Regions from separate parts of the Mus musculus genome. Here regions 1, 2, 3, 5, 6 and 7 are each linked to region 4. The links are chromatin loops, found by intact Hi-C in ENCODE. Cell type or tissue: left cerebral cortex. All regions are shown on one strand. Region 1 overlaps Pknox2 (Pbx/knotted 1 homeobox 2). Region 2 overlaps Pknox2 (Pbx/knotted 1 homeobox 2). Region 3 overlaps Ccdc15 (coiled-coil domain containing 15). Region 4 overlaps Pknox2 (Pbx/knotted 1 homeobox 2). Region 5 holds the start of Gm34538 (a long non-coding RNA gene). Region 6 overlaps Pknox2 (Pbx/knotted 1 homeobox 2). Region 7 overlaps Pknox2 (Pbx/knotted 1 homeobox 2).

Region 1 (4,000 bases), 84 kb before region 4:
AATGCCTTCAATGATCTCACTGGCCAGATGGGAAGCATCAGCAATATTCTTGACCAGCAAATCTCCTTCCCAAGTAGAAGCTGAGTTCACAATTGATCAGCGAGCATGTCTTGCTCAATGGGAAGAGAGTTGGCCAACCGGAGAAGCAGGGCTTCACCTCTGATGCTGTCCTTGTCAGATCAGTAAAACATAATAGAAATATTTTGAGATAACACATTTTTGTTAAGAAGTTGAATAGGTTGTATGTAGGCAAAAGCAATCTACAGACCCATTGCCAAATCAGACTTCCAGTTCTGGTGTGTCACAGTGACTGTTCATTCCCTCGCTGACCCATGTCTCTGTGCCCATGAGGCCAAGCCATCATAAGAACCATTCCTTGGAGGTTCAGAAGGGCAGGAGAATGGAGACAATCTGCCAGTGCCCTGTGACCAAGCTTAGGCTGGCTGGTGAGGAGGAGTTAAAAGGGAAGTTACTCATTGTGAAGTGAGGAGGAAGGAGTCTTGGCCAGGACTAAGGAGGACTACTGGCTTACAAGGTGCTTTGGTGGCATACCCAGTTCTACATGAAAAAAGAAGGGTAAAGGGCTGGGGTGAGAATGTGGCAGTGGTCCTGGGAGAGAGAGTTCCTTTCCACATCTTTCCTTTCATTAGCAGGAATGATGACACCTGGGAGCCAGGAAAGAAGGCAGTCTAGAGAGAATGTAAAGGCTTATGTTCCGGCCTCCTGACAGAGACAATAGGTTGGGTGACCAGCTTATAGGGCTGCCCAAGGAGGGAAGTAGTCTCACCTCTCTGTCTGAAAAGGTATTTGTTGAGCATCGGGATCGAGTGCAGTTTAGCACAGGGTCATAGGTGTCCAGGTAGTTGGCTGGCATGTTGGCTTTAGGCCACCTGAGGAACTCTAGACATTATAGAATGGCAGGAGCTGCCTCCCCGAAATCTGGAATCCACTTCCATGTCTCCTCTGTTTTTTGCATCTTCCCGTGTTTCTTGTCCTGTCCTGCTTTCTGATGCAATCCTCTGGACCCAAGCCTTCTTGCCAGGGAGGAATGCAGACCACAGCTGGGGAGCCAGCTGCTAGGCTGTCTCATCCATCCCTCCTCCACGCCAGCACCTCCTCACCTCTCTTTTCTCCTCCTCTAACTCCCTGCCTCTCAACTTTGTCTACTTCTCCCACTCGTTCCCATCTGCTCATAAACTCACATGCCTTCTCCTCTTTGTGTGCTCCTTTCTATTCCTGTTATCAGCTTCCCGCCTCCCAATCCCTCCTGCTCTTGTTTCTCATTTTCGGATGCCCCCTCCCTCATGTCCCTTGGTGTCTGGAGTGAAGGAGGCTGAGTTACCATGGAATTACCACAAGCATGGAGGGGCAGAGCCCTGGGCCAGCCCCAACCATGCTCTGGTTGTATAACCAGGAACCAAAACTCCTCTTCCTTGGGCCTCAGTTTCCCCAGGGCACCCTTAGGGATATGCTGTGCTTCATGGAGATCTCCTCTTGAGCTCTGCTCCCATCCCTATCCCCATCGATCCTGGCTGGAACCAGGCTCCTTTCCTGACTGGAGCAAGTGTAATGCTTGGGATGGGGGTGGAGGTGGGGGTCGGAGTCCACGGAGGGGCTCTGCTGCCCAGCCTAGTTTAGGCAAACAGCAGGGACTGCTGGCGGCAGCTCCAGCCCCCACTTATGCTGTAACAGCTGCAGTCCAGCTGCTGGCATCCCTGCTGGGGGAGCGTGCTAAACCTCTCTGGGGTCAACGCTGTGGTATGTCGGTTTCCATAGCAACCAGCCAACGGGCCACTTTCTCAGAACAATTCCCCTACTCAGCCGGGTTCTGGACTTAGCTCAGCCCAAGGGCGTGTGCTGAGAGCCGAGCGGGATGGGGGAGAGGGCGCCTAGGGTCCCACACGGTCCCACAAAAAGTGGTTATCTCAGTCTTGTCTTCACACAACGTCTGGATCAGAGGCTAAGACTGCAGGCAGTCTCCCAGTCTGGCTGGCTCTGATCCCCTCCCATTGCCCATCCCCAGACCCCCAAGCTTGGGCTTGGTTGGAGGATAGCTCAGTCCTTTGTCTGGGTATAGACAACAGCTGCTTGGCTAGGCTTAGAGCTGGAAGAGAAAATCCCGGTTGCTGTACAGTGTAGGTGAATATATGTGGTGTGGGTGGGTGGGGACACTTTTCCTGTTTTTCTGCCTTCTATCTCCGTACCCTTGCAGGAATAAATGAATCCCACTTGCCCCATCCATGTGATGTCAAGGAATAGGAGCCCAAGTAAACTCTCTTCTCCCTCTTTAGAGGTGGAAAATGCTTATAGCACTGGAAACTTCCTGAATTGAAAAGTCCGGTATGGTCGTTGACTCTGTCAGAAAAAGGTACACCCTCAGCGTAGGAATTACAAGGAATCTTGGTCCCTTTTCCGGATAAGGTACTGACGTCCAAGGGGAAAAAGGATTTCTGGGGGCCATGACTAGGCAACAGTGCTGCTGTTTGCTGTGTGCCTTCCTGAACCTGGCCTGTGCCTGATGTCTTTCCCCAGGTCCACAGGAATGCAGCTTGGGCCCCTGTGGACTTGTGCTGTGGACTTTGTTTCTGGGCAGTTCATTTCTCAAAAAGGCCTATTAGGAAATGGGGAAACTGAGGCTAGACATGGAGTTCATAAGTAACCCTAAGAACCCTGGGGCTGGGACTTGGACCAGCTATGTGGGTGGTCCCGGAAAAGATCTGAAAGTCATAGACTGTTATTAGGGTGGCCCGTCCAGCTGTTTTCTTCAGTGGTTTCACTTTCAAGGAGCCCTGCTCTGCCGTCTCCACTCTCTTAAAACGAGGGGACAGATGTCCATGTGCCACAGCTGCACAAGTTAAGCCTTGGAAACAGGTGTGGAATTGCTCCCTCCCCCAAGAGGGGGAATCAGGAAAGTGGCCAACTTTAGACACTGATGGGTTTTTCCCACCTAGGAAATGGGAGCGCTGCTTCTGATTAGCACTTCCCAGCGTGGACTCCATAACAGAAGGCTGTGAGGGGTAAAGAAAGGGCTCCAAAACCAAACAAGGCCCTAAAAATCTCCAGAGCTCCTTATCACTTCAGACCCTTTATGAAATACAACACTAAAAACCTAAAAACTCAATCTTTCCTTGACGCAGGGCACCATTGTACCCTCATTCAAATCTTATGAACAAACCCACTCCGACAAACAGGAGCTTCTATAAGAGGTCCCTAGCCCCTTTGTTGTTGTTCCTCACAGCCCCACCCCCTAGCCTAGCCATGTCTGGAGGCTTAAAGGCCAACTGTGGCCTCTTTGCTTCTCCGGATGGGACAGTGCTCTAGAGCAAATGAGAGCATTCTAGCCAAGCACCTAGTCAGAGGAACTCTAAAGAGGAGACATGCTCTGTAGAGAAGTCCTGATCTCCAGGGGGCAATGGCTGCTACAAGAGGTGCTCATAAGGGTGGGCAGAAGAGAATTAATCCCCTTTCCCAAGGAGGTAAGTTCTTACTTTCAGAAGGGAGAAAACTGAAATACAGACAGAAATAGAGTGCATATCTAAGGCCACATGGTGCTTTCTTAGTTTGCTTTTTTGCATCACTTCCAGAAACACACATATGAGGTAAGAGCTCTACCACTGCAGTACATCCCCGGTCCTGACTTCTTTTACTTGAGAGCCTTTCAAACTTCTTGGGTAAGGAAAATGTAAGAGACAAGTCAGAAAGCAGCACTGTCCCTTTTTTCTGGAAGCTAGATAGATATATAAAGATTCGAGAGGAGCCATCAGTTATCTTAAAACAGATTTTAAAAATAATAGTAGGTTTACAAATTAAATAGATCATATTTCAGTTTTCAGAGAGTTTTTTTTTTCAGAGAGTATTTTCTCCTTGAAGATATTCAAGGTCCTCTAGTAGAAGATGTCTGTGCATGGTACCTATATTTATGATGTTTCATCCTGTATGTATATATTATGACATAGCTTAATTTATAAACCAGGCATAACAAGGCGTTAACAATAACAAT
Region 2 (4,000 bases), 75 kb after region 4:
GAATGAGAATGGGTCATCCATAGATATTGCTGTCTATGAGGGGTTGTGAACCAATCCTCCATAGATAACAGGGAAAGATTCTGGCAGCCATAGATAGGAAGGCTTAGCTCCTTCCTGTGACCCTTGTGAAGTAGGATGGGAATATCACCAGGATCCCTGCCTGTTCACCCTTACACGGCCTGACATTTCCCCTTGTGGCCTTCTTCCAATTAGCATGAAATTGGCTCTGGTAACTCTGGTGTTCATTCCTTCTTGTTAGACTCTTAATATTGCATGAATCACAGCATCAGATGCCCTGGTGTGGTGGTCAGGGTCAGAGGTGTGAATTAAAACAACACATGATCCTGATTGCTTTAGTCAAGGGACATGGAGGCCAGCTGAAGAGGCTGCTTTCCTTTGTCACTGCTAACGCCAGCACTTCAAAGGCTGCAATACTCCAACTGCTCCCTCTGTGAGCTTTAAACATCTTGCCCAAGTCACCCCATCCTCACCGTACAAACTCTTTGCAAGTATTTAATCATCACATAACTTAATAACGTCTTGTTAAATGCCATGCCTGAGGTCTCACAATAGAGCTAGTTTGGGAGCCCCAATCTCTGGGACTTTAAAGAGTCCAAGCATTTCTTGTCTACTAGCAACAGGAGCAGAAAGAAAGATCCTGGTCTGAGAATGCTGGATGGCTTGGCGCTCTATGCCCAAGACCTCCAGGTCTCCTTCTCTGTTTCTAGGATTAATCCATAGTCTCTTTAGACTCTCCCAATGCCTACTGCCTGTGAGGCACTTGTGCCAGAGCCTCAGAAAGCCCCAGAATTACATTAACTCAGTGTTGTCTGGCTCCACACTCAGTGGCCTCCAGACCCTCCTCCTTAGGTTCTCCCTTTCTTTTGTTTCTGATTCCAGGTAGGTTTTTTGTTTGTTTTATTTTTGTGATTTTTTTTTTTTGTGGTGGGGCGGGGGGAGGATATTGTTTTGAGAGTCTCTTGTAGGCCAGGCTGATCACTCTGCTTTCACCTCTGAAGTGTTGTGATTATAAGCATGAGCCACCACACCCAATCAGACTTTTCCTTTCTTTAATGTCACTCAGTTCAGCCATCTTCCTGTGGCTCTGGCCACTTCATATTCCCTTTCCATACATTTCTACGGTGCTCAGCGCCGAAACTTCAGCATCTCCAATTTTGCCTTTGTTTTCCTCTATCAGTGGTCATTTATGTGTAAAGATGGTGCAGACACATTCTTAAATGTGCACTGTGTCCTCATGAAGTGCGGTTCAAGAGAGGGAATAAATGTGTAATCAAGGCCAGACCAGAGTATGCAAGACCGTAGGAGATATCTGTACCACTCAGCCCTCCGCAAGGGAACGCAGAGCCATAGTCTGAAGAACCGAGGTGGTAGGACCATCTGAGTGACTGTCCTATAACTCACTCTATAGACCAGTGCTGGAGTTAAAAGTGTGTGTCACTACTGCCTGGCCCACCTCACAATGTTAATATGTTTGATTAAATGAAGTTAAATGTATGGAAGCGTTGCAAAGGATTAAAAGGTCCTATGGCAGTAGTGTACCACTGTATATATCTGGTCTCTCCAAATTCTTAGGAAAAATCTGGATACATAGTAGATATAAATAACAAGTAATTTAGATTGTATTAATTCATGCCCCTTCCCCATGTACTGCCTTTTGGGGGCTTTCAAGACCATTGTTGATCCTAGCTCTGAGAATGCCTGCCTTTCTGGGGAATCAAGTGAGAGTCAGGGGAAAGTGCCTTGCGATCAATACTGAACTGACTGTAAAAACCGCCCTGGTCCCCATTGTGTGGCACTGTGCTGGGGGAGTCGAAGGCACGTGGGAGCTTCTTGTGTACACTCCAGATGCATTGTCCTCAAGAGCAAACATTGCCCTTTTCCGGTTCCGGCTCCCCATTCCTGAGCTGTGTCCATGTGCTGGGTATGAACACCAGGACAATCTAGCCTCCATATGCCCACAATTCCTCATTAGCCATTCTCTCCTTTCAGCACCCCTATCCCACTGAAGATGAGAAGAGGCAGATTGCCGCGCAGACAAACCTCACCCTTCTGCAAGTAAACAACTGGTGAGTTGGCATCACCTGCCCACAGGCTCTCAGATCCAGGAGCACATGCTTGGCTAGGGAACTCTGAGCAGGGAGAGGAGAGAGAGTGCCCAGACCTGCCTCAGCCTCAGCTCCACTGCCAGGCCAGATACAAGGAGCTGGAGTCAGCCTGGCCTGGCCTTCAACTGCAGCTTCACAGCACCCTCTGCTGGGAAATTGGGTCAAGTACATCCATGGAAACCTAATGAGTTTAGGGGGAAAAACAAAACAAAACAATACCACTGCTAGAGAATCTGGGTTCACCAGCCTAGCAGAGACAGACCAGAGGGTCTTACATCAGATACCAAAGGCACATCCAATCCAGCAGTGGTTATCTGGTCTACCCAACTCCATGTATGCTGAAACCAAAACATTTTACAAAGTAAGCTAGGAATGAGGAGGGAGAGATGCCTTCCTGAACTGGCAGGGATGTAGGGTGTCCTTGTCTGCTTCTGGTCAGGATGGACGGAAGGTACTAGACCCTAAAGCTAGGCCCCTGTTATAAGTCCAAAAGTTGGTGACTGTGTCCACAGCCCTTCCCTTCTCTGTTCAGTTCTGGTGGATCTTGAGTAAGGATTTCTGACAGCTCCTCATGCATTCTTCCCAGAGTCTTTGATCACCAAACCTTGGGTAATTCACAAACTCCTCGGGCATAGGATTTCTTACCTGTAGACTAGTACCCCTGCCTACAGACATTTGCGGGGAGCAGCTTAAATGTCACATTTGCTCACCCCAACACTATCCATGCGGCCCAGATGGTGTCTAACCAGGTCTTCCCCATCACCCCTGGGCAGGTTCATCAATGCCAGGAGGCGCATCCTGCAGCCCATGCTTGATGCCAGCAACCCAGATCCTGCTCCCAAAGCCAAGAAAATCAAGTCTCAGCACCGGCCCACCCAAAGATTCTGGCCCAATTCCATTGCTGCTGGGGTTCTGCAACAGCAGGGTGGCACCCCAGGGACGAACCCTGATGGTAAGACCAGGCCTAAGGATGCCCTCGGTTGGGGTTGGTGGGGCTCCCGAAAAGCAAAGATTCAAGGGTGAATGTCTCCTTCCCCAGGGTCCTGTCATTACTTTCCACAGTGCTTGTACCAGGTTGTTTTGTTGTGTTTTGTTCTGTTTTGTTTTTAGAGAGAGAGAGCTTACTAAGAAGGGATGTTCTGTGCACATTTTTGGTTTGTTTTTGTTATTGCTATTATCTGTGATTTGTTTTGTTTGAGGCAGGATCTCATGTGGTCTGGCCTCATATGGCCAAGGCTATTCTTGTATTCTGATCCTTATGCTTCTGCTCTCTTAGTGCTAGGTTTCCAAGTATGAGCCACAACGCTCATCTCTCATGTAAGTTTTAACAAACTTAAAGCAAGCTCACAATGGAATGGGAGAGGGTGGTCCTTGGAGTCAGTGGTTGCTCAGCAAGAGCCCTTTTCTCCTTGCTCCTCATACTCCCAAGTTTCTGAGCACAGACACTATCTACTTAGCTCTCCAAGGGCAAGGCCATCTATAAATACCAAGGCAGGCAGCTGGCTTGTGAACAGAGGCCAAGGGAAGCTTTGTTCTTCCAGATTCTCTATCACACCCTCCATACTTGCTCTCCAACGTGCTGGTTTCATGGTAAACAATGGATAATTTAATCAGCGAGACATTTCTGAGGTTGGCCCCTGAAGATCGCTGTGTGGGCACTAGGGTGGAGACACCCGTGCACATGCATATCTGCATGCCTATGGCTGTACACAGGTTCCTCTGTGACGTGTTGCCATCTGTTGAGGTAGATTAGGAATAAATAGAGGTGGTGCTGGACAAGTCTGCAGAAAATCCCAGTGCTAGCAGTGGTGACACAGTATCTGGAACCCAAGACTTAGCAGAAGATGAAGATGAAGACAAGACTCAGTTTCCTC
Region 3 (4,000 bases), 360 kb before region 4:
CGTAAAGCTGTACTCACTGGTACTCTCGTTCCCCAGCTGAAAAGTTCTGAATTCATACAGTTGAATCCTTCTTAACAGTCTGCTTTACGGGAACCTTTATTACCGCGACCCGCAGTTCTGGTTCTGGAATGAGGGATCTTCCTTGCGCCAGTCCCGAGTTTTTTCTCGTCCCGGAATTCGGCACCAATTGTTATTAGACGCGTTCTCACGACCGGCCAGGAAGAACACCACAGACCAGAATCTTCTGCGGCAAAGCTTTATTGCTTACATCTTCAGGAGCCAGAGTGCAGGAAGCAAGAGAGCAAGAAGCAAGAGAGCAAGAAGCAAGAGAGAGAGAAAACGAAACCCCGTCCCTCTTAAGGAGCATTCTCTTTCGCCTCGGTCGTGTCACTCCCTGATTGGCTGCAGCCCATCGGCCGAGTTGACGTCACGGGGAAGGCAGAGCACAAGTAGTCATAAGATACCCTTGGCACATGCGCAGATTATTTGTTTACCACTTAGAACACAGCTGTCAGCGCCATCTTGTAACGGCGAATGTGGGCGCGGCTCCCAACAGCTTTGATCTGGTATTTTCTCACTATGCTCCCTTTCTACCCTTCTGGAATTGCAGTGTATATCCTGTGTCATTATATGTTGGAAATATGTAATCTGCTTTTCATTTTGATTTTATAGGGGGTTATAGTTAAGAGATTGCATGAATGTCAGAAGAGATTTTGAACTTTGGACTTTTAAACAGTGGTGAGCCGGTTAAAGACCATAGGACTTTTGAAGTTGGATTTAATGCATGCCTGAATTTTGATATGGCTACAAGCCTATAGTGGCCAGGGAGTGGAATGTGATGGTTTAAAAGGAAATAGCCCCCTTAGGGAATGGCACTCTTAGGACGTGTGGCCTTGCTGGAGGAAGTGGTCACTGTGAGAAGGCTTTGACGTCTCAGATGCTCAAGCCATACCTAGTATGGCAGTCATTTCTTAATGTCTGCTAATCTAGATGTAGAACTCTCAGCTACCTCTCCAACACCATGTCTGCCTGCCTGCTTCCTACCGTAATAATAATGGACTAAATTTTTGAACTGAACGCCAGCCCCAATGAAATGTTTTCCTTTATAATAGTTGATGTGGTCATGGTGTCTCTTCACAGCAGTAAAACCCTAAGACTGGGTCCTTGACATGGCTGTGTCCATTCAGCAATATTCATTCAGAATTTCCTCATTCCCCACAATGCTTGGTCATTATTGAATTGTCATCTATGTATAAGTAGAGAGAGTATTAAGAGAGACATGCTATCATCTTCAAATCTTGTTTTTTAAATTTCTTTTACCCCAAACTTTTTTCATTGTTTTGGGGGCATTGTGTGATTTGTAGTAATCATTTTTATAATTATTTTAATTGTCTTTTTAAAGTTTATAAATAGGAGCCAGACATGGTGATATATACTTATAATTTTAACCTTCAGGAATCAGGTTAGAAATATATAAAGTTTGAGGCCATACTGGGCCATGTAGACTCTAATAAAAAAGAAAGAAAAGAAAAAAATGAAGAATTTATTAAACTAGGCACTGGATACATTATAAGCAATATAAGAGTGAAGGATAGGTTCCGTCTTTGCCATCATGATTTTCACTATAAATTTCATTGTAATAGGACTTCTTCTGGCTTTAACACATCAGGCAGCATATAAGGGAAGACATTATATGTGTTAAGCATTGTAGGGGATATTAATAACATGTGAAATAGGACCCTCTATGGGTTTATTTTTCCAGAGAGATATACTATAGTCTGTTATACTCCAAAGGTTGTGCCATGGGAACTCTAAAATTTTAAATTATAAGGGAAGAGTACAGGGAGAATTCCTGCAAGAGACAGAATTGAACTGTTTATTTTCAATTGGTATGCTGAACTGAATTGATAAATTTGACGTTTTGAGATAAGAACAGTAAAAAGTGTAGAATCTGTAATATGCTTGGTTTTGTCTACAATAAGTGATGAAGCCTCCAGTTAGTATTTTATGAAGGAAAAGAACAGAAATGAGGTGAGGTAGGAAATCAGGTTATAAAGAATCTTAGTTTATGAAGTGAAAGTTTATGAAATGAAAGTTTAAAAATTTGTATACCTTCTCCCCTGCTTTTATTTCCTGGAAAGAGCTGACTTACAAAGGATGTTGGGTGACTTATTATTAATTTGGTCCTATGAACTTTTGCCCACACAGCCAGTAGTTGTTTTTATTCTTACTATTGCTATTGCACTTTTAATCCACTAGATGTCGTTGTGAAACCAGCCAATGAAACTGTTAATGCATTAACTCCTTTGCTTTATCTAGGACTGATTAAATAATGGCAAACACAATTAGTTTCTGAATGTTAGTGAACGTTTCCGTTTTTGTTTCTTTAAGCTGTAGAAAAATAGAATACTGGGGTTGGGGTTTTAAAGTTTTTGTTTCCTAACTTTTTATTTTATTATTTAATATGATTGGGTATTTTGCCTGTATGTACATGTCTATGCATTATGTGTGTACAGTGCGTGCAGAGGCCAGAAGAAGGCATTGGAACCCCTGGAATGGGGTTACAGAGGGTTGTGAGCTATTGTGGGTGCTCAGACTTGAACTAGTGCCCTCTGGAAGAGCAGTCAGTGCTCCTAACTGCTGAGTTGTCTCTCCAGCCTCTGGCATTGATTAGATTTAGTTTAGTTTTGTTTTGTTTAGTTTAGTTCAGTTCAGTTTGCTTTTTTTAAGACAGGGCTTCTCTTTGTAACAGCCCTGGCTGTCAAAGACATCTGCCTGCCTCTGCCTAGGGAATGCCACCAGGCCTGGCCAGCATTGGGTTTTAAAGCTTATCTGATGCTTAAATATTAAAGGACAAAATGTTTTGGCATCTGGACTATACGTGATAATATAAGCATCAGCTGTTGTCTTAATTATCTTGCTGTTGCCTTGATAAAATACCTTGACAAAAGCAACTTAGAGAAAAGGCTTATTTATTTTGGCTTAGAGGTCAGGGCAGTAGTCCATGAGGCAGCAGGCAAGGAAGGCATGGTGGCAGGAGGGGGAGGCTGGCTGTTTTCATTATGCCTGCACTCAGAAAGCAAAGTCTCTAGGAAATGCAGCTATGCTAAAACCTCAAGGTCACCTCGGTGACCTCCTTCCTCCAACAAAGCTCCTTCTTCTAAAGGCTTCATAAGCTTCTTCCTCAAGCTAGGGATCAAACATCCAAACATGAGCGTGTGTGAGACATTGGCATTCAAACCACAGGGTGCCGAGGGTTATTGGAAAAGCAGGGTTGTCTAGGAGTTAATGCTAAATCTGGGTAATATGCTTACATTTTATTAACTTAATTACACTTCCCTTAAATGGAAGGAAGGGAGGAAGGGAGGGAGGAAGGAAGTTAGTTCATAGGTTAAGGCTGCTCATCCAGAGGACTCAGGTTCAATTCCCAGCATTCACATGGCAGCTCACACCTGTCTGTAATTCCAGTTCCAGAAAATCTGATGCCCTCTTCTGACCTCTGCAGGCACTGAACACACATGGCTAACAGCCATACGTGCAGGTACAATGCCCATGCACATAAAACTAAAATGAATAAATCTTTAAAAAAAATAACAACAAAAAACAAAAATCAAAACAAAAAAACAAAAGCAAAACCACACTCAAGTGTATGAAATAAATAATTGTAATATTTTTTAAAAAGATGAAATAAAAAACATTTTTAGGGGCCAGTGGCTCAGTGTAGGAAGGCACTCACTGCCAAGCCGAGTGAGCTGAGTTCAAGCTCAAGGACCCACATAGTGAAAGGAGAAAATCAATTTCTGCAGATGGGCTTCTGGCCTTCATATTTCGACTGTGATTTGGTAGGGACACTTGTTTCAACAGGTAAAGGTGCTTGGCACCGGCCCAGTGACCTGCGTTTGTTTTCTGGGACCCATATGTTGGAAGGAGAGAACCAACTCCCACAAGTTGTCCTCAGTCCTTCAAGCATTGGCTCACATGCACACACTAAAAAAACCAA
Region 4 (4,000 bases):
GTTAGGGTCAGGGGCCAGGAACAAATGCTGTCAGGCCAGCTGGCCAGACAGTTCCCAATTAGACTTTGTTTCTCATCCTTAAGGCCTTGAGCCCCCAACCCCTACACCCCTGCCCAATTACTGCCCGGCAGCATTAACCCCTTGGTGCCCCAGGCCGTTAATGGAATGTTAATTGGTCTAATGGGTTTCATGTCAACAAGTCCTAATGAGCTCCTTCTAACGAGCTTGGCAATTTTTTCCCTAAGCCTATGTTTGTCAACACAGTGGAGTTTGTGCTCCAGTCTGAGGGCATCATGGCACTGACTCTGGGGAGCTAGTGCTAAGAAGGCACAGAGAGGGGGCACCCCTTAGCTGTACATTCCTGTTTCTCAGAGTGAAGATTCTTTTGTACCCACCTTTGGGGCCCCAGTCTCCCATGACCTCATTTGGCTCCTGAGTCTGCAAAATGGCACTTTGGACCAGTTCAATGACAGTATCAGTGATACAAATTACTTCCTCCTGGATATCTTGTGGAGTTGAGTACTGCATAGGGTTCCCCCCACCACCACTCCTCCCCACCATGTCTTGTAATAAAGGTCTCAGCATTAAAGGGAAAATTCTTCAGCTGAGTCCAGACCAAGCAATTCTCCAGCGTAAATGTTCCTCAGAGCTCTCTGATTGTGGCATTGGCTGTGGTCCCTTGAATGCCCTGGTGACATCTAATGACAGAAATGAGAGGGTCTCTGGACAGGGCCAGTGACCCCACAGAACCTCTGAAGAAAGCTCTGGAGCCCCAAAACTCTGAACTGGTCCTCTTTCTGCTACCAAAGAAAGCATATAGGGCAGGTTTCCCTAAAGATCCAAGACCCCCCAGCTATTGCTAAAGGGCTTCCCTACATCCAGACCCTACATCTGACAGGATGACAAACATCCCTACATTCCTCTCCAGGATGGTGCTTATGCCCCTTCAGGGTGAAGCAAGATGGGGTGCGTGCGAAGGATTAAGGACACAGCAAGACTCCCCAGATGAGCATAGAGGTCTTTGGCAACTGAGCTCCTGGGTCAAGTTTCCAAAAGTGGCTGTACTTGTCTAGGCTGAGAAAGTAACTTAAGCCTTTTTTTTAAAGTGGCTTCCAGTTCTCTTTCAGGAAAAAAAAATATCCTTAGAGGGCAACAGCAGTGGCCTAGGAACTTTTATGTTGACTCCAGAAAAGGGGAGGAGCCAGAGTCAGCTAGCATCCTTGCTGTACAGCTGGCAGGCTCAGAACTGAAAACTGCTTTCGCCTCGTGGATAGTTGATTCTAGGATTCTCAGCTATCCTTCTTTGCTCTGCAACAGACATTATCAAGTGACACCATCTCTAAACAGCCCTTGCCTTCGTTATGGGAGCATTAAGGAAAGAGTGGAGATTTATGACTTTTCTGTTTAGTCATAATTTTTCTGTTTGAGCTTTCTTTGCCTTACCTTCACTGTGAGTTTCTCATTTACGGAATGAAGTTACCAAAAGACTCAAACCCAGTGTTAAATAGTTGCCCCAATCGTCTGAGGGAAAAAAAAAAAAAAAAAAAAAAAAAAAAAAAAAAAAAAAACCTTCCTGGATATTGCTGTAGCAGTGTCTCTGCCCTGTGCTCCCTCTTCTGGAGATTTCTGGTACTACAACCCTGCAGCCTTTTCAGTCATTGAAAAAGATTGGTGCTTTGGGGCACTCCTCACTCCCAGGCTCTCTCTTTCTGCCAGGCCCACCCCGCGCTCCAGAACCAAGGCCCAGTCAAAGTTACTTTATCTTCCAGAGTTCTTAACATCTCTCAAGATCTCTATTTCCTTATTCTTCCGGGTTTTAAAAGAGAGAACTCATATACTTGTTTTAGTATCGTCTTTGGGGAATGTGTGTGTGTATCTGTGTGAGTGTGTGAGTGTGTGTGTGTGTGTGTGTGTGTGTGTACAGGGTCTTACTATGTAGACCCTAGAGGCCTGGAAATGCACTATACCTGCCTCCCAAGTGCTAGGAGTATGTGTGCCCCTCACCTAGCTCTCTTCAGAAGTCTTCATTTTGAAGGTCTTTCTAGTATCTCAAGACATTTTCCTCTGGGCAAGGGATGTGTAGGTCAGTGGTGGAGTACATGTTTAGAACAGCACAAAGTCCTAGAGTCCATCTCTAGCATGGAGGAAGAGGAGGAGGAAGAAGAAGAGGAGAAGGAAGAGGAGGAGGAGGAGGAGGAGGAAATAATCTGCTTCCTTTTTTTCCTTATGGATTTCTTTCTAGTCTCCCCTTGCTTACTATGACTGGCGACAATCCACACAAATCCGGGCAATGAAGACAAACCTTGATAGTCTTCCTGACAGAGGAGAGAGACTCCCACACTCTGCTCTCTCCTAGGCTCCTGTGCTAAGGATAGCCTGGGTCTCAGTGTCCATCACTGAGATGGACACAAGGCAAGCCCAGTGGTCAGTCTGCTGAGGCGGGTCAGAATGAGAGAAGGACAAGCCTTGTAGCCAAGATGCTTGGCCAGCACTATCCTCACCGGTCCCCACTTTACTTTCTTCCTTCCTGCCAAATTATCACCTCCCTCCACCAACCATACCCCCCACCCCAGAGAGAAGATCTGGCCTCATTCACCCATCCTGCCTCACTCCTTAGCACAGTTCCCTGCACAGAGTGGATCTGTGATAAGCATCTGCTGAATGAAGCATGAAACCCCTCTGCTTTGCTTGTGTGCTTGAGGTCAAAGCATGCCTGGTACTTTGGAGACTCAGGTCAGGTCAGGGTAGCTCTTTCTTTCCCTCTCTGAAAAGAACAATAACAAAACAAAACAAACAAACAAACAACAACAACATAACGACAAAACACACACACTCCTGAGATCAATATTTTTTTTTTTGAATGGCACCTCTATTCCTTTAGGTTGCTAGGGGAGACCTGATAGAGGCCCCAAGTACCTTCAGGGAGAGACAGGGAAATCTGAACACTGGATCCCAAAGACTTCTAGCTCACCAGCCCCCTCTGCCCTGGAGAGAGTTTCCCCCTCTCTGTGTTCTTCAGGTTTTCCTTCCCCATGCTGGGCAGTGCTATATCAGTATCTAGCCTGTGAGTGGCTGGCTCTAAATATTTCAAGGCATCCACTGCAACTCAGCATCTCCCCGGGCATTCAGTTTCCCTGGGTGGCATTGCCAGGATGTCTCTGCTTACAAACCCTGGTCTAGTTCAAGGAGAAATTTTGAGGCCCCAAGGGGCAGCTCATTTACTGATGATGAGGTGGAGTGGAATGCAGTGAAGAAGACCTGTAAAGACACACACACACACACACACACACACACACACACACTTCCTCATGGCCTGTCTCCTATGTAAGAAGCAGGCCATCCATTTGGTAATTCTGCCTCTACATACTGGCAACTCTATATTGAACCCAAACAGAAGAAAGTCCTGGTGTCTGCACTCTTCTGTTTTTTTCCCTTCCCCAAAACTTCCACGCAGACCACCTCTGGACTAGTCTTGAAGAAGGCTGATGGCCCGTGTCCTTTGCTACCACTAGGGGGTGTAATGAGTACACTTGGGAGGGTAAGCCAGGTGCTTGGAGACCCTGAGCCTTGAAGTTGGAAACGGATGGGCTCAGGGGAATGCTGATGGGTCTGAATGCCGGTGAAGAGTGGAGCAAGGAGCACCCTTGTCAAAGGCAGAGAGATGAAGCAAGCCTGCCTTGGTCAAGCTACCCACTGCCTCCCCGTTACCAACCAGGCCCGAGTTGATGCCGAGCCAAGCATCACTGCAGGGGTACAGATTGTTTTACATATAATTTGAATATTATTTCTTTTGAGTCAAAATAGCACAGCAAACTTCTTTCCACCTGGCCTCTGACTTGTTCCCCTGAAGAACCTGCATCCAGTCCCTGCATGTCCCATAACTCCAGGTGTTCCAGGTTAGGGGAAAAAATGTAGAGCTGATTAGTCCCCTGGGCTGCCTGGACTCTGTACTAACTGTGCGGCCCCTTTTCTTCTGCCCACAGATCCTCCATGTGAATCA
Region 5 (4,000 bases), 65 kb before region 4:
AATCACAGCTCCTTATGGGGCTGTTCTGAAGATTAAATGAAATGACCCGAGGGAAGGGGCTGGATAACGGAGGTGCTCACCGGATGTTTGTTGACTATTTGGTGAACATGACTTTTGTACAAAACAAACCTTGTGTTTCTTTCTGTGAAATCCAGCCTGCCAGCCTGGGGACCGCTGCAGAGATTAAAGAAAGAACAGCAATTTCTATCTCTAATCCTCAATACAATCACTGGAGGTTTCCTTAAACTCTTTTTTAAAAACCAAAACTACAGTCATCCAGGGAAGAATTTTATTTTTAGTGCAACCCAGCCCCCTCAAGGAAATGCATCCTTAAAATAACACCCCCTAGAGTTGGGCCAGACCAGAAAGACCTTGATAAAGACCATGTGCCCAAGTAGAGAGTACACGGCTTTCTACTACTAAAATCTGTATCTTTTCTTCATTTAGGATAAGACAGCCCTGCCTTGTCCCTTACATCTCCCAGCATCCTTACATCTTAACATTGTCTACATCCTTTCAGTGGCAACATCCTCAAATGGCACCAGACATTGCCAGATAGACAGTTGTGAAGCAGTGGCCTCATGTATCTACTGGGAGCCATGTCTAGTGGATCTGACGGGTATCCCTTGATATCATCTGACTTACAGTTAGCTGGGGTGGCTGTTGCCACCATAGCACTGTTGACTCTCCTGGCTGCTTTGGGGGTTTAGCCATGTTCTGTTTCCTATCTTGGGTCTTACTGCTGAACTTGTCAACTAAAATATTCCCAGTCCTCTAAAGGGCACTTGACAAGGAGGCTGTGTCTGCCAGCTTCAATTTAGGAGCCTTAGAAGCTGATAACATCTTGAAATCTGCCTTTATTGTATGTCTAGTTACTTCCTACTCTGAAGCTCAGTTCCTGATCTATAAAATGGTGATCTGCTATGAATTTCACAGTGCCATGCCAAGGTTAAATGAAATAAGAAAGGCTTACCACAATGACTAGAACATAGCTGTCTCAGTGTGAGGCAGGCATCAAAATCACCTGGAGGTGTAATCCACACATTGGTGGGCCCCACCTCTGCATTCAGTAGATCTGGCCTGGGTCTGAGAATTTGTATTTTCAAGCTCCTAGTGATGTTACTGGTACGGACACAACACCTTGAAAAGTACTGACCTCTACAATCCAATGAGAGGTAGGTCATGATCTACTTAAATTAGAATCTTGTAGCTATCCAACTTTGCTTATAAAGGCATCAAAGCAGACTGGATTCAGACTATGGTAGTCCAACAGAACTTTCCACAGTAAGTGAGAATGCCCTTGGTCTAAACTGGCCAGTTTGGTAGTTGCTAGCCACATTCAATGACTAAACATTTAAAACTGCCAGACAAGTGGGGGACTTAATTACATTTGTATTAATTTAATAGCCCTGTGTGACTATTACCTAGCATGTAGGGTGATATAGAACAAATTTCCATAAGATCTGAAGATGTGTCCAATGGTCAGGGAGCTGAATGCCTACAGAGGTATCACCTGAAGATCTCAGACTGGGGTCAAGACACAACATTTCAGCCAGCTGCTCCTTTGGTATGCTCTTAAGGAAATCCTCAAGTCCTTGGAGGCCAACTCATGAATCTCTACCCTTCCCTCAGATACCTGAATACCTAAGTATTCTGCTCAGCCAGGGTCAGGAACAGTTGAACACAGGAAGCATGGAGTCTGTGCATCCAAGCAGAATGACAATGGATCTTTTAGGGACAGTTCTCTTCTTGGCAGTGATGCGCTAGGATGGTTCAGGGACAGAATGAGATACGACATTCTCTCGATGGAGGTAGGAAAAATTGAAAAGCAGTCTGTTAAACTATGGAAAGACAAGACGGTTGACTAGGATAAAATTTCATATGACCCCAAGGATAGACAGCTGGTAAAAGTTTGGAAGGGGGTTGGAGAGATGACCGAGAGGTGAAGAGCGAGCACTAGCTCTTCCAAAGGTCCTGAGTTCAATTCCCACAACCACATGTTGGCTCACCACCATCTATAATGAGATCTGGTGCCCTCTTCTGGCTTGAAGGCATACATGCAGGCAGAAAAGTGAAAATTATATCTATGGGGTTGGAGTGGTATGTCAGTAATTAAGCACACTGGCTGCTCTTCCAGAGGACCTAGGTTCAATTCCCAGCACCCACATGGTGGTTTACAAACATCTGTAACTCCAGTCCCAGGGGATGTGACACCCTCTTCTGACCTCTGCAAGAACTGCATGCATACAGGCAAAACACCCTTACAGATAAAAATACACACATTTTTAAAAAAATTTAAAAGGAAGTAATATCTGTGACTCAGATAAAAAGATGCTTGACATCTCAGCTCAGTTCTGTGTGCAACAAAACTACACAGGGTGACCCCCCCCCCAGAGTCACTCTCACAATGTTCACTTGAGAACCCCTCATCTCACGCTATGTCTACTGTGCTTGAGAAAATTATGTAACACGATGGTGAGCATCTTTGGTCCTGGGAGTCCACAAAGAGAATGCTTAAAGCTATTTGTGCCACTCAGTAGCTATAGGACCACAGGCAAATTATGCAGCCCCCTTAGCCTTGGTCTTCCCATCTGTAAACAGAAGTGATCATGGTACACACATAGAGAGGTGCATTGCTAAAAAGCAGTAAGTGCGTTTTAGATGGCAAGGGTTATGATGTACCTGTACCACTGACCTCCCTCCTCATCTCACATGGGCACCACAAGAGCACTTCTGGGAGCCTTGCCTAGAGTGTGTCTTATTCCGGGCCCTTTGACTGAGTAGAGGTGACCTCTCTGCCCACAGGCCCTCAGGGGTGTGCTTTTGCTTCACAACAACAACCATGATGAATTGTGGTGCCTGATACAGCCAAGACACAAGAAATAGCATCACCAGAAAACCAACTTAAGCCTGGCCTGATTTAGTGCAGAGAAAATGACAGCTGCTGTGCTCGGCTGGCTTCCACCCAGCAGAAGGCTATTTTTTGCAAATAAAATGGTAAGTTGCTAATCAGAAAGATAAATTAAGAAGCATTAAGATAATGATGGTCTAATCACTGTCCACACAGAGAATTGCTAGAGTGGATATCCAGGCTACCAAGTGCTTGAGCACATTTGGTGATTATTTGTATTATGAAGGGAATGATGGATTCTAGGCCTGGAATCAATCTAGCTCAGGAAATACACAAATCCAACCTCCACCAGGGACGCCTGGAGGTCAACTGTTCCCCTGCTGGCCTCCATCCCCAGCTCTGAACAACCTCTCCCAAACCATTCTTCATCTTTGGCTGTCTTATCACTGAGTGCCCGCAGCTTCTATGAAGGCATCTCTTGGTCCAGCTGTTTGGGTGCCCAGTATGCCACTTCTTGGGAACTGGCTCGGCTCAAGGGGAGTGCTTTGCCTTGAGTAACAGAAATGGCCCTGTTTGGGAACAAGCTGGCTACATGGCTGAGGACAGGAGCTAGGGTCCTCCTTGTCTCTGAGACCTGCTGGGCAGAAGTGTTGTCCCATCATGCCATAAAGTCTGGAGCCATCAGGACTGCACAGATTGTTGTCTCTTGCTCTGTAGCTGAAGATCCAAGGTATATGGAGTATGGATTGCCTGCTGGCTCAGAGCCCAACATGGGGACTTGGCCTGTGCTCTCATTAGCCACTATGTGTACTAATACTGTTTGAGTGAGAAGGAACACTGAGAACTCTACCCCAGAGCACCAGCACAGGGTAACATATTCAAAGACAAGTTTAGAGGATCCAATATTGACTAACGTGAGGTCTTTTAAGTTCCCATATAAAGTCATCTATATCTCTATCTGTGAGATGGATAAATGAACCAACTTACAGCCTGCTGTACCTCACTTGCTGAGCTGGTGTCACCCCTACTACTGTGAGGCATAGAGCACCAACTTTAAGTCAAGGAGCAGTAGTTGGGTTCAAGGCAGTGAGATGCTGTGGTTGGCTTACAAGAACTAACTTTGAATTGTGAGAAATTTCACAAGCCAGT
Region 6 (4,000 bases), 54 kb after region 4:
AGTGCTGGAGACACATTGCAGGACAAATTAATTGAGCTTTTATGGCTACAACATGAACTGGTGAGAAAGGAGCTCCCGCAGCATTGACTGAGCTCCCCGTATCACAAAAATAGCGTGCACTAAGTATTTATGTGTAAAATTTTAATTTATCCCTCACAAGACTTCAGATGGACATTATATTTCCTTATGACACCCAAGGAAAGAGAAAAGGATATAAGAAAAGAGACAGGCCCGACACCATACACTAAGTAGTGAATGTGTATATGGTTATTATAGAGCCTGTGTTCTTCTAACATAGTGGCATCCTGTTACAGATAGAGAGGAGAGCAAGGTTCCTGGTCCCAGGTTAGGCATGGGATGACTGCAATCCAGGGATGCAGAGACTTGAGGGGACATAGCAGTTACTGTGGAGCATGAGTTTGGATTTGGTAACTGATTGGAAGATGGGGAAGTAAGTAGGACATCCTAATGTACTGGGCTTAGCAGCCTGTAAAGGAGCCAGCTCTTAGCTCTGGGACTCCCCAGCAGTCTATGGAAGTCACTGACGGCCCATCTCTCCCTCAGAGGGGTAGACTTCTCCCTGACATGCAGCAAGCTTTGCTTTTCCAAAGTTATCAGGGAGGTGGAAGGCGGTATACTGCAGTCACTCTTGCCAAGGCCTTAGGACTTCTGCCCCATGCTTGATCATCTTGAGGACGTGACCTGTGACTTTTCAGATCGGGTGGGGACAAAGGAAGGTGGTCCACCTCAGGAGTATTACCACTTAGACGGGAAAGCAGCACCCCAGACCAAGGAGGCAAGAAGTGGATTTGTGCTACCCCATTGCGCCATAGCAGTAGAGCTGTGACTTCTGTTGGGCTTCATAGTGTGTAGTTCCTGCCCGGTGGGTGAAACCTGAGAGCTCCCGCTCCTTCCGGGAAGGAGTGTTCCTTAAGAGCAGCAGCTGCTGCTTGTCTCCACAGGCCTGGAGTGCCTTTCCCTTGAGGCCAAAGCCCCCAGCTGGGGTGGAACAGGACAGGATTAGATGGTTTGTTTATATGTGCTTGGCTTCCTTGCTTTTGCAAGCCTAGCTCTTCTTGGTCTAAGGCAGGACTCTGGCTGTGATAGAACAGAGGGACTCTGCCAGAAAGGCTGTCTGGGGACAGAGGCAACCTCCTCAACCACCTAGACGCGCGTACAGCCCAGTTAGACCACAGATCTATGAAGCATCTAGCACGCACTCCAAAATGTGCTAGGCACAGTGTCAAAGGAAGAGTCAGCCTTCTTTCCCTCACAAACCTATTCCCAAGCTAAGGCAACAGACATCTGCACAAGAGAGAACCTTTCTGTGTGCCCTGTAAAAGGTGATAGGAAATAAGGAAGAGTCAAGAGGACTGTCCGCGTCCATGCCTAGAAAGATGGGACAAGCTTCCAGTGGAAGTGGGACACTGAAATACGTCCCACCCTCCCCTCGGACCAGGCAAGTTAGTCTTGGTGGTAGCCATCTGGGAGGGGTTGGTGAGCTGGTCTGAGGCTATGGATCCGCAGAGACCCCTAGTGGCCAGGGCAAGGATAGCAGATGGCTGGGCCCTGTATCTGGATCCTGTTCCTTAATCCTTTCACTGGAATCCTAGAGACCATCGGTTTTTTGTTTTGTTTTGTTTTTTTCTTAATCCTAAAATGCAAGGGATTTTGCAAGGTCATCCAGTTTATCTCCCTGTTTCAGGGACAACCTAGTAAGATAAAAATTCCAAACATCTCAAAATACATTCAAGAGGAATGTTTCCATCATTTATTTTTGTCATGCTTTAGGTTTTTACCCCATTGTGTGTGTGTGTGTGTGTTTGTGTGTGTGCATGCATGCATATGTGCATAAATGTGTGTGGGTGTGAGCATGCATGTATGTGTGCATATGTGCATGTGTGTGAATGTGTGTGAGTATTTGTATGTGAGATCGTGTGTGTGTGCTTCCCAGAAATTTCTTCTTTAGGTGAAAAATAACTTCCTGAGCATCTCAGGCCCTTTCCCTATTAAGAGTAAAGACAGAAGTCTTAGGAGACGGACAACTCTTCCAGCTGATGTCAGAGCACAGATCCAATCTTGTGGTCACAGCCAGTTTTTGTGTGCCCCATTATCCCACAAACACACTCCCAAGATCCATCCCAGAGCCCCTCTTGTTTCTTAGTAAATCCCTTTCTCTGAAGAAGTCTTCCTTTTTGTTCCAGAAATGAGAGTTGAAGTAAAACTGATGACCGTTGATTGATGTGCATAAGATGAGGGCAGGGGTGAGGGTGTTGCAGGTGGCACTCTGGGGGCACATGTTCCTTGCTTTTGTAAAGTTGCTTCTCCCTCTGCTCAGCCTCTTCTGAGGGACTCATTGCCTGTCCACCTCAAATAAACTGGTGTGTGTGTGGGGGGGGGTCATACCACCTGTGGAGGCCAGGTTTCTTGTGGCTCTCCAGAGAGACAGCAGAGTTCTTGGACTGAGCTCAGCTTCAGCTGCTTTTGGTGCCTGGTGCCTAGACAGCTCGAGAGGGATGCGAGACTGGATGCTGGAAGTGTCACTTACACTGCAACCACTGTGCTTCTCCGCTCCCTGTGGGTGTCCCTCTGTGAGTGTACACAGCAGCCGCCTGGGTCTGGAGTCAGATAAGCCTCCAGGAAGCTGTTGAGAAGACAACAATACCATGTATTTAGCCAATAGATTCTTCCCCAGGGCTTTCGCTGCTGCCACAGTGGCTTCTTCAAAAAAAAAAAAAAAAAAAAAAATGACGAAGACTGTCCCTAGAGAGTCAGAGCTGCCCTGTCGCCACCGTTCCACAGAGCTACAGACTAATATGCAACCTGACATCACAGCAAGGTGGGGTCTTTGCCCTCTTCTGAGACGGGGGCTATACTTAGATTTCTGAGGCTTGGTACCAAGTTCCAGGGGTGCACCAGAGAATACCAAAGGAAGCATATGACGAGGTCTGTGCTGTCCTGTGTAGCCTTGACTCAACTTCTCCTACTGCTGAATAAAAAAACACTAGGGCTCTAGGGCTTTGAGGACAGATATAACCCTTGCTCTGCCACTCAAGTGACTACAGCCATATGAAGTAGGAAATAAATCATTAGACACCAAACAGTGCCAGGCAGTGTGTTTGTAGCAGGGCCAGTGGATCTAAATCCAAAGTTCCTTTCCTCTCTCTGTTAGCCTCTATCATACACACAAGACCAGGAGACCTATAGCTGTTTAAGTCAGGGAAGTCCTGAAAGGGACTTCAATCCTTTCGAGGAAAATGTGACACTCTCTCTCTCTTGTTGACCCTGGAAGGTGATGGTGAAATTAACATGAAATCAAGTGGCTAATTAGCACCCTCCGATATTCATGTATATGGTAAATTGGTAATCTTCAGATCTGTCTGATGCTGGAGGCTAGCTAGAGAAAGCTTTGAAATTTACAAATAGCTGAGGGTTTGATTCCGTGACCCTGTGTGGGTTGTAGAGGTTGCTCAGTGGTTAGGAGCATGTGCTGCTCTTGCAGAGAACCTGAGTTCTGTCCCCAGCACCCACATGCAGTGGCTCACAACTGCCTGTGACTCCAGCTCCAGGGGAGCCCATGGCCTCTTTTGGATTCTGAGAGCACCTGCATTGCCACGTGCATGTAATGGCACGTAGACATGCACATCCACACATAATTCAAAATAAAATAAATCTTTATAAAAATATCTGAGGCCTCGGGAGGTGTGTGAAGTAGCAGCCCTGTTTGCAGATGTCAGGGAGAGACACCAAATGCAGAAAGGCCAGGCCTCTGCTTTCTCTTCCTCGCCCCAGCTAAGCTGTTGCCAGCCCTGGCCCTGCCTGCGGTCTCTACTCCTGAACTTTTCCATTCTACCCCTTTGCTGGTGTATTTTGGCTTCCTCTCGGTGCCTCACAGCTAAACAACAAGGGAAGGGTGGAGAAGAGTAGGGGAGAAAATGATCCAAGCCAGAACAAAAATTCCCTTTAGTTGCCCAGACCAAGTGAATGGGGGTGGAGGCTC
Region 7 (4,000 bases), 170 kb before region 4:
GGATCAGTGGGGACAGGGGAACATGTGTGTGTGTGTGTGTATGTATGTGTGTGTGTATGGGGGGGGGGGAGGTGTTAGTCAGAGAAACCAGAACCCGAGGGGCGACGCTCAGGGACTCTAACTAGGAGTAGGAGGAGAATTTGTAGGGTCACTGGCTCTCTACGTATTGTTGGGTCTTTTGGGCGGGGAGGGGAGGATTAGGGGTCCTTGGCGAAGAGCTAGAAGATAAATTCGTAAAAGGGGGGGAGGTGGGCACGGAAAGCGTCCCGAGAAGAAAGCCGATGGGGATGGGGCAGGGTCCTGAATGTGCCGCGCGAAGTTTCTGTTTCTTTCGGGTTAGGCTGGCTTCCAAAGCCAAGGAAGAAACGAGCGCAGTGGGCCGCGCTGTCTGGAGAGTCCTTCACAGGGCAGCCAGGGTTCCCGCGCGGTCGGAAGACGCGGGTTGGGAGTGGGAGGGGGATGCGGATCAGCCCCTTAAAGGAGGGCTGGGTTTTGGAGCAGGCTAGAGTTTGGGTTGCAGGAATCAAGCTGTTTTCAGAATAGGGACAGATGGGCCGCTGTGTAGTTTACATGCCGGCAAAGACAGAGGGCTGGAGTTAGGCGCCGGGGCCCCGATTACCTCCGAGGCTTGACTCCGGAGCCGGTGACGTTGTTTTAGAACTGACACTCGGGATCAGGATATTGAAATGTAGGAAGAATTGCGCGTCCAGGTTCTTACAGCGTGTGGGAGGAAAAGCTTTTATGTAGGCAAGAAAAGTAGTTGATTCCAGCCGTGGTGAGCGAGCCCCGAACGTCTGCTGCTTCTCCCCCTAAAGCGAATCTTGCGGATGAGAGGATCTGGGTGCACAGGGCTGAAACCTAGGAGAAAGACTCTGGAAGGTACACAAAAATAGTGATTCAGTACGAAGTGACCGGGTAGCATCATCCGGGTCCGAGTGGAGCCAAGGAGCTGGCCCTGCAGAGTCAGCAGGCTCTGGGAGTCACTTGCGGTCTGTGGCCTCAGCGTGGCGGGGTGGTTGCTGGTGGCCCGCCGGGACAGTGGTAGGCGACGCAGGCAAGGGGGCCACTAGTAGAGAGGTGCTACTGGGGCTTAAGGAATCGTGGCTGCCGCCAAAGGAAAGACATTCCCGAACTCCGGAGTCCTCATCGGATCTGCCGCCTGTTTATCTGCAAGCGATGCTTGCTTCGTCCAGGGCAATGTCGAAGAGCGCACAGGCCGGCCCATACCGGCAAGGTTCTATCCTAGAGGGAGGAGGAAGTTCGGGGTTTCCTTACCCTCACATATGTTATCTTGGGACTTCTCCAGGCTGTTGGCTTTCTGGAATTCAAATGCTCTTCAACTGGTAGAATCCAAGATAACAAGCTTAAACGGATTTAAACATCCGCCCCCCCACACACCCCCCTCCCAAATCTCAGAAATGATGGTGTTCAAAAGCAACATGGTTTTATCCCAAACTCTAGCCCCTTTGCCCTCCCACTCTGCCTTCTGACCTTCCCGTGGCCCCTGGACCTTGATGCAAATGCACGCATGTGTGTATGCCTGTAGGTAGGTGTGGGGTGTCTCTTATTTAGGGGCTCGTATCTCATACTCAAACTACTTCCTCAAGGCTCGGGCCTAGCTCACCAGTGGGTGGAGTGGAGGGGTCCTAAAGAAGGAAAGAGCAGATTGGGGAGAAGGAGGGTTGAAGATGTTACATTCTGGACATTTAGATAAAGAGTAAGGTTGAGGGATGGATGTAAGTGTGTGTGTGTGTGTGTGTGTGTGTGTGTGTGTGTGTGTGTTGGGAGTTGATTTTCTCTGTGCATGATTTCTCTGTGCACCGTGAATTGAGAAAGCCAGCCAGTCCTTTGGGGCACTGAAGCCGCAGGACCCAAGAATGGCCACCGCGGCCGGGGGCGCGGCGACCGCTACCAGGAGCTGTTGTTTTCCAGACTTGGAATTCCTGAGCGCTCTTCTCCAGCCCTGAGCTGAGCGGGGGAGGGAGCCGTGACCCCACGGAGACTCCCCGGTCACCGCCTCCCTTTTGTGAGATCGAAAGGCATGAAAGCCTAGAGAAAGAGGATCTGCAGGGAATGAGGGCCAGGGGGTTACTCGAGGGAGATGGGCCTAGCAACAACCACAGTAAAATGCTTAGCGCAAATCGCAGCGAAGTGTACCCAACTCGAGACTGGCTGTTTTATGACCCTTTCTAGGAGTTTACTGCTCTGTGCTTTTAAGTCTATAGATTGCTTTAAGTTAATGAAAGTGCGGCTTTCAAAGGGGCCTTTTTATTGTGCGGCAGCGACAAATCTAGTACCTCCCCTTTACTCTTCCAAAATGGGCCCATTTAGAAGGAGGGAGCTTGCTGGGATTCCCACATGAACAGAGCTGGGGGGTGGGGGTGGGGGGAAGAACACCACTTGAAAATGGGGATTAATAAAAGACAGCGTTCCGCGTAATTCAGAAAGATAAGTTAACTTCTCCCTCATCCAGTTTCATCTGTGCATCCTTCAGTTGCCTCTGGGCTTTCCCAGAAGCTAGCTAGCTTTAAAGGTTGCTCAGTGCCTCCCTGGTAGCCCCCTCCCACACTGCTTTATATAAAGCCCGACCCTCCTCAATTCAATAACACAAACTGGGTTTCAGGATTTTAACGCGGGTACTAATTCAGACTAAAATATTTACTTGTGCCCTGGGGGAGGGGCCTTGCCTTGCAATCAGCAAGATGGATCGGTTTAAAAGGCTGGGAACCCAAGGAAGAACAAGGCAGGCTGTTTTCAGCGGGTTTTTTTTTTTTCTTCCTCCTTTCAATCTATTTGGCACAAAAGGTGAGATGACAAGGATTTTGACTAACACAGAAACTGCAGTGGGGCCTGCCTGTGGCTTTGACCGCATGTCATAACCATTTAAACTGTGGTTACTTGCTCAAAGCTCAAAGCTTCTCCAAGCTGGGTTTCATTAACTCTACACCAGTTGCCTGGAAGTTCAGTAGCAATAAATTGCATAAACACATTTGAAGTAAGTTAGTGATGAAATAAGGAGAATTACTGTCTTGTGAGTGGGGAATCCTGAATTCATGGAGTTTTGACTTAAGTGGAAACACACTTTGCCTCTCTTGGCCTTAAAGTTTATAGGTACACCAGAGTGTGTGTTAAATTTCTTTCTGCCATGTCCATCTTCAGCCCTGGGCTGTAACCCATTAGAGACCAAGGCGTGCATGCCTAGAAAGCAGAAGGCTGCATTTAAAAGGGGTCTCTATTAGCTCCATTTAGGAACTGAAGCAGAGCGAGCGATCAAGATCAACCTGATTTTCTTGCCCTTACTGAACGCATTGGGCAACATAAACAGCCTCAGCGCGGGACAAATTAGATTTTTAAATGTTAGAAGCTTAATAATACTGTGTGTGTGTGTGTGTGTGTGTGTGTGTTTTTAAATTAAAGAAACAACCAATAAAATTTATAGGCTCCCAACATGTTGCAAAATTTCCTTGGTATTTATTTACACACCCACCTCACCTTTCAGAAATTCAACCTCCAATTTTGAACTTTTGTTTCTGATTTACCTAATATAGAGCACATTTAATTGGAGGCAAGTAAGAAGTTCTGTTATGAGTTTTCCTTTATCCTCTGCTGTGCAGTACCAGGCCTGTAAGATATATATATATATATATGCATATGTATTGCACACACACATATATGATTATATATATCATATATATATGATGCAATTATTGGAGGTGAAAGCATGTGGGAGAGGCAAAGAGTCTGGATCAAATAAAATGCAGACTCTAGGATAGAGAAATTGAAATAGCTACACGGAGGAGAGGCAGAAGAAGCAGTACGGAAAACAAAATCATCATGAGTGTTCACAAGCCTTGAATCCAACCAAGGTCTTATTCACCATGCTTTGTATAAGACACTTCATATAGAGACCCATGACTTACTGGAAATTGAATTATATCAAGAAGCAGAATTTAGAGGGAGGAGCTGCACTGCTGGGTTCTACCCAAGCAGCCTGACCAGG

Evidence for each region. Peaks named below come from ENCODE experiments on the same cell type or tissue, not always from the same donor. Only the 100,000 strongest peaks of a DNase experiment are listed, where the experiment ranks them.
Region 1: it touches region 4 in a loop (2.2-fold over the local background); 3 of 42 quality-filtered maps call a loop at or near these places.
Region 2: it touches region 4 in a loop (5-fold over the local background); 14 of 42 quality-filtered maps call a loop at or near these places.
Region 3: it touches region 4 in a loop (4-fold over the local background); 13 of 42 quality-filtered maps call a loop at or near these places.
Region 5: a loop joins it to region 4, with 2.4 times the contacts of the local background. A loop is called at or near these places in 3 of 42 quality-filtered maps.
Region 6: it touches region 4 in a loop (4-fold over the local background); 15 of 42 quality-filtered maps call a loop at or near these places.
Region 7: it touches region 4 in a loop (8-fold over the local background); 19 of 42 quality-filtered maps call a loop at or near these places.

What each region holds. Positions count from the first base shown.
Region 1 is chr9:37,052,042-37,056,041 of GRCm38, reverse strand. The region is part of intron 2 of Pknox2 (Pbx/knotted 1 homeobox 2); the gene reads left to right. All of the region lies in intron 3 of Gm34538 (a long non-coding RNA gene), which reads right to left. Among named protein-coding and RNA genes, the nearest start is that of Gm34538, 17 kb to the right of the region's middle. RefSeq lists an enhancer at 764-2,703. In left cerebral cortex, no CTCF peak of the experiment used is centred here; DNase peaks (open chromatin) are centred at 1,178, 1,791 and 2,133; H3K27ac peaks cover 3,606 bases.
Region 2 is chr9:36,893,398-36,897,397 of GRCm38, reverse strand. Pknox2 (Pbx/knotted 1 homeobox 2) reads left to right here. Exons shown (of 13, transcript NM_001029838.2): 11 at 2,011-2,087; 12 at 2,900-3,078. Among named protein-coding and RNA genes, the nearest start is that of Fez1, 63 kb to the right of the region's middle. In left cerebral cortex, a CTCF peak has its summit at 2,271 (motif pointing left); a DNase peak (open chromatin) is centred at 2,218; H3K27ac peaks cover 3,100 bases.
Region 3 is chr9:37,327,924-37,331,923 of GRCm38, reverse strand. The region is part of intron 4 of Ccdc15 (coiled-coil domain containing 15); the gene reads left to right. Among named protein-coding and RNA genes, the nearest start is that of Gm34885, 18 kb to the right of the region's middle. In left cerebral cortex, CTCF peaks have their summits at 2,257 (motif pointing right) and 3,513 (motif pointing left); a DNase peak (open chromatin) is centred at 2,262.
Region 4 is chr9:36,968,470-36,972,469 of GRCm38, reverse strand. It overlaps Pknox2 (Pbx/knotted 1 homeobox 2), which reads left to right. Exons shown (of 13, transcript NM_001029838.2): 4 at 3,984-4,000. Among named protein-coding and RNA genes, the nearest start is that of Gm34652, 3.7 kb to the left of the region's middle. In left cerebral cortex, CTCF peaks have their summits at 1,619 (motif pointing left) and 3,502 (motif pointing right); DNase peaks (open chromatin) are centred at 1,308, 1,629, 3,089 and 3,524; H3K27ac peaks cover 2,315 bases.
Region 5 is chr9:37,033,487-37,037,486 of GRCm38, reverse strand. All of the region lies in intron 2 of Pknox2 (Pbx/knotted 1 homeobox 2), which reads left to right. It overlaps Gm34538 (a long non-coding RNA gene), which reads right to left and starts at 174. Exons shown (of 7, transcript XR_003948122.1): 1 at 130-174. In left cerebral cortex, a CTCF peak has its summit at 2,053 (motif pointing left); a DNase peak (open chromatin) is centred at 2,948; H3K27ac peaks cover 1,040 bases.
Region 6 is chr9:36,914,080-36,918,079 of GRCm38, reverse strand. The region is part of intron 7 of Pknox2 (Pbx/knotted 1 homeobox 2); the gene reads left to right. Among named protein-coding and RNA genes, the nearest start is that of Gm34652, 58 kb to the left of the region's middle. In left cerebral cortex, a CTCF peak has its summit at 1,541 (motif pointing left); DNase peaks (open chromatin) are centred at 1,522 and 2,538; H3K27ac peaks cover 1,628 bases.
Region 7 is chr9:37,142,429-37,146,428 of GRCm38, reverse strand. The region is part of intron 1 of Pknox2 (Pbx/knotted 1 homeobox 2); the gene reads left to right. Among named protein-coding and RNA genes, the nearest start is that of Pknox2, 2.9 kb to the left of the region's middle. In left cerebral cortex, CTCF peaks have their summits at 997 and 1,915; DNase peaks (open chromatin) are centred at 704, 931, 1,501, 1,978 and 1 more place; H3K4me3 peaks cover 3,149 bases; H3K27ac peaks cover 3,346 bases.